2 separate regions of the Homo sapiens genome follow, and region 2 is linked to region 1. A link is a loop called in an ENCODE intact Hi-C map of the cell type or tissue named here. Cell type or tissue: mammary epithelial cell. All regions are shown on one strand.

Region 1 (2,500 bases):
ATGTGATAAAGGGCTTATATCCAAAATATACAAAGAACTCATAACTTAGTAATAAGAAGACTAATAATCTAATTTTAAAATGAAGTAAACATTTGAATAGACATTTCACCAAAGAGGATATGTAAATGGCTAATAATCACTTGATAAAATGCGCAACATCATTAGTCATGAGGGAAGTGCAAGTCAAAACCACAATAAGATAGCATTAACACACCCACTAAGCTATAACCAAAAAGTCAGACAATACCTAGTGATGGAGGAGTTATGGGAAAACCTTCACATATTGCTGATGAGAATATAAAATAGAACAGCCACATTGTGAAATTGTTTGGCAGTTTCTTAAAAAGCTAAATAGATTTGCCATACAACTCAGCGATTCTACTAAGTATCTACCCAAGAGAAATGAAAACATATATTCATGCAAACACTTGTATAGAAATGTTCATAGCAACATCATTCATAATAGCCAAAAACTGGAGACAACCCAAATGTTCATCAACTGATGAATGAATAAACAAAATGTAGTTTATCTATATACAATGGACTATTATTCAGCCATAAAAAGGAATGAAGTACTGACACATGCTACAACATGGGTGAACTTTGAAAACATTATGCTAAGTGAAAGAAGCCAGTCACAAAAAACTGTATAGTGTATGATTTCATTTATATGAAATGACCAGGAAAGGAAAATTTTTAGAGACAGAAAGCAGATCAGTAGTTGTCTGAAACTGAAGGTAACAAGTGAGGATTGACTGCAAATTCTCTTTTTGTTTGTTTGTTTTGTTTCTTTTTTTTTTGACTGCACATTCTCACAAGTAATTTTCTGGGTGTTAGAAATGTTCTAAAACTGGATTGTGACAGTGGTTGCACAAAGCTATCAATTTACTAAAAATTATTCACTGTACACTTATAATGGGTGAAGTCTTATGGTACATAAAATATATTTCAATAAAACTAAGAAAAAGTCTCATGAATTTCAGAAATGCTAATTTATTATTGATTGACAGCTTGCTACAGGATCTTTCTGGGGCTTAGTGACTAGAGATGCATGCAGAATTAGAAAGATAAAATAATTTGTTTAGAAAAATTAGTAGATTGAGAAGGGTTTGGTGGTGGTCAGAGAAAAACCTTGGGAATGGCAAAAAGTTAGGAAACTCTCCAGGCTGAGAAAGGCCTAGAAAAAGAGACACTGGGTGGTGTTCTGGGGACTGCAGCAGTGGGGATTTAGGCAACTTTGTATACAGTTCCACTCTCATGCCCAAGGGGGCGCCAGAGCAGCAAGCCTCAGTCGTGACTGTGGACGTTCCTAGCCCCTAATGCTGGGTCACGGTACTGCGTTCATTCAAAACCTGACCCAGGTTTTTTAGAGACGAGGACTCTCCATTTTGTTTTATTATCTTTCTTGAGAGGCGGAGGGAATTTGCCTGAAGGTGGATTCCTTTTTTTTTTTTTTTTTTTGAGACGGAGTCTCACTCTGTCGCCAGGCTAGAGTGCTGTGGCGCAATCTCGGCTCACTGCAACCTCCAACTCCCTGGTTCAAGGGATTCTCCTGCCTCCACCTCCCAAGTAGCTGGGATTACAAGCATGCGCCACCATGCCCGGCTAATTTTTGTATTTTTAGTAGAGATGCGGTTTCACTGTGTTGGCCAGGATGGTCTCGATCTCCTGACCTCGTGATCCGCCCGCTTCGGCCTCCCAAAGTGCTGGGATTACAGGCATGAGCCACCACGCCCGGCCGGTGGCTTCCTTTTAAGTCTGAAAATGCAGCAGGAAGAGCCAAGTGAGGCCCTGTGACTCTCTATGGAGAGAGGCAGTGGTTACAGCCCAAAGAGCCCTAAGAAGAGCTTTTTCAGAATGACACATACTAGTTTCTTCCCCTCCTTTCATGACTCAGGTCCACATTTCACACAGACTTTTGCCTGTGCCAGACTTGCCTCTGCCTTGACCGCTAGCCAGCAGACTGTGTCCACAGTGTTTTCCCGCTCCTGCTACCCGGTCTGAATCAGCCTGGTAAAAACATTAGCTGGAAGATATCTGTTTACTGGGTAAATTCCTCTACAACAAATACCTTTGCAATGAAAATCTCTATTTAACCAAAAGTTCTCCACAGCCCAGTTTATGTCTAACCTAGTGCAAGCAGTAATCCATGAAATAAAACTCTACTCCATACCACATATTTAGACAGTCAAGTTGAGCTACTTGTAAAGAGATTTGACCTGTAATACTTTTATTTTCCCCGAGGAGCTGGAAATATAAGTAGAGGTAAAAACAGAGTCCCCTTTGCACTTGGAGAGTATTTTCCCACATGCACTCATTTTAAAAATCCAGTTCCCAGGAAATCTTTGTAAGGACTTTTCTCAATAGTCTACCAGATCCAGGACAAGGAAGAAAGATAGGCTCCAGATTGGATAAGCAGAGACCTTCCCAGAAGGAAACAATGGGAATTTAATATTCAAGCAGGCCCTGATCCAGAGCATTATGGGAACTGACCAAGGGA
Region 2 (2,500 bases), 270 kb after region 1:
GACAGCACAGCCCTACCGACCAAAGGTAAATTTATTTAAATATTATTCTTTCTGGGTTTTTATTTTCTTCTTTCTAAATTACTTAGTATTATTAAACAAAAAAAACTAATTGATTTAGTAAGAATTACCTTTCGTTTTTGGATATGTCCTAGAATTGTCATTTTCTCACACACAGAGATATTAATTATAAGTTAATGATTCTGTTCCTTTTTTTTTTTTTTTTTTTTTTTGAGACAGGAGTCTTGCTCTGTCACCAGGCTGGAGTGTAGTGGCACAATTTTGGCTCACTGCAACCTCCACCTCCCAGGTTCGAGTGATTCTCCTGCCTCAGCCTCCCGAGTAGCTGAGACTACAGGCACCCAGCACTACACTGGCTAATTTTTTGTATTTTTAGTAGAGACTGGGTTTCACCATGTTGGCCAGTATGGTCTCGATCTCTTGACCTCGTGATCCATCCTCCTCAGCCTCCCAAACTGCTGGGATTACAGGCGTGGGCCACCGCGCCCAGCGTACATTTTCATATTTAGGTATGATAATAACCAAATTAAAATGTTTTAATAAATGTTTACCTGACTCCTTTCATTCCAGTTTTACTTGATTAAGAACATGTATAACAAAAATGTTATCTAACCCTTTATTAAAATTATGTTCTATTAGAATATTAGTTGAAATATTTAGGCCCTTAAATTTTGGAAAATGTTTATTGCAAAGGCATTTTTGTTGAAACAGCATTTTCATAAAATGAATTATGAGCTATAATAAAAATCAAGTTTATAAAATTTATGCTATTGTGCAGTTTTATGGAGCTGAATAATGTAAAGATATTTTACTAAAATTTTCACTGACATAAATTTCATATGGCCTTATTATAATGAGCTTTATAACTTTATTTTCCCTGGAAGATTGATACAGTTATGGAAGAAGGAAAGAAGAAAAGAACCAAAGATGAAATTGTAGACATTGATGATCCAGAAACCAAGCGCTTTCCTTATCCACTTAATGAACTTTTAATTTGGGCTTGCCTTATGAAGAGGCAGGTCATGGCCCGTTTTTTATGGCAACATGGTGAAGAATCAATGGCTAAAGCATTAGTTGCCTGTAAGATCTATCGTTCAATGGCATATGAAGCAAAGCAGAGTGACCTGGTAGATGATACTTCAGAAGAACTAAAACAGTATTCCAAGTAAGTGGTATTTTATCATTTGAAAACATTTTAAAAATTCAAAGTAGGTATTGTTTGAGTGGCTGTTACAGTGCCACGTACTTAATGGTGATGTATTTATATGTATAATCTTATTGGTACAATTGACAGAAAATTATATAAGTATATATTTTTTTAATTAAAAGAAACTTTCTGCCTCTATGAAAAAGAGGTTATTATATTTGCAACTCAAGAATTAAATATCTCAGCAAGAAAGAAGAAATGCAGCCTGGGCAACATAGGCAGACCCCGTCTCTACATGAAATTTAAAAATTAACTGGGTGTGGTGGTACTTGTCTGTGGTCCCAGCTACTCAGGAGGCTGAGGTGGAAGGATCACTTGAGCCTGGGAGGTTAAGGCTGCAGTGAGCTGTGATCATGCCATTGCACTCCAGCCTAGGTGACAGCAATAGACCCTGTCTCGAAACAAAGAAGAAATGCCAGAATTCATTTTAATTTTTGCAAATAGTAGCAATTGGATTAGAAAGTTCCATTTGAATTGGTAAGGAAAGGGTGGAAGTGAAGTTGGAGCTGTGTTATAAGAAAATAGACTGAATTCAACTGGGAAGGCACTTCAGAAGCTAGAACTACATACACAGAGTAACGACATAGTTCATAAAAGTTTACAATTTACTTAGAGGGGCAGTGTTGGAATATTAAACTGGAAAAGTAGTTTGTAGAAGTTTTCTAATATATACTAAGACCTCCGGCTCCCCAAGTGGGGTATTTAGAGGGCAGTGATAATTGTTACTGAAAATAACTCTTTAACAGGGATCCTATGGTTACTTAGTGGGACTTCAAGATTCAGATGTTTTTCATAATTAGGTTAGTCCCTAGTCACATTGTTTTTCCTCTCTACCAGGTACCAACTGTTTTCTGTGTTTGAAATACTACATAAACTTTTTTGAACAGAGCATTGTAGCATTGTGAGTTTTGATTCCCTTTGAGATTATAGTTTGATTTCTAGGACCGGGAGAATGTGCTCTGGATTCACCTTCTCAATCTTGTACATAATGCGACATATTTTAATATTTTGTGATTTCCACATAGATGTAGATGTCTGAAAACAGAGTTATGGTTTTAATGCCTCATAATTCTGTAAGTGTGTGTGAGAATATTAAAAAGTAGGAAGTATTAATGTATATAAGAATAGTGGTTTAAAATTGCAGTTTGTTAATCTGAGTATATTTTGGCTTTTATCTTTTTATAGTGATTTTGGTCAGTTGGCCGTTGAATTATTAGAACAGTCCTTCAGACAAGATGAAACCATGGCTATGAAATTGCTCACTTATGAACTGAA

What was found. Peaks named below come from ENCODE experiments on the same cell type or tissue, not always from the same donor. Only the 100,000 strongest peaks of a DNase experiment are listed, where the experiment ranks them.
Region 2: a loop joins it to region 1, with 3.0 times the contacts of the local background. A loop is called at or near these places in 2 of 110 quality-filtered maps.

What each region holds. Positions count from the first base shown.
Region 1 is chr15:50,884,819-50,887,318 of GRCh38, reverse strand. No RefSeq gene overlaps it. Among named protein-coding and RNA genes, the nearest start is that of AP4E1, 23 kb to the left of the region's middle. In mammary epithelial cell, CTCF peaks have their summits at 1,289 and 1,958; DNase peaks (open chromatin) are centred at 1,328 and 1,888; H3K27ac peaks cover 1,553 bases.
Region 2 is chr15:50,611,232-50,613,731 of GRCh38, reverse strand. It overlaps TRPM7 (transient receptor potential cation channel subfamily M member 7), which reads left to right. Exons shown (of 39, transcript NM_017672.6): 15 at 1-25; 16 at 903-1,183; 17 at 2,411-2,500. Among named protein-coding and RNA genes, the nearest start is that of USP50, 66 kb to the right of the region's middle. In mammary epithelial cell, no CTCF peak of the experiment used is centred here; no DNase peak of the experiment used is centred here.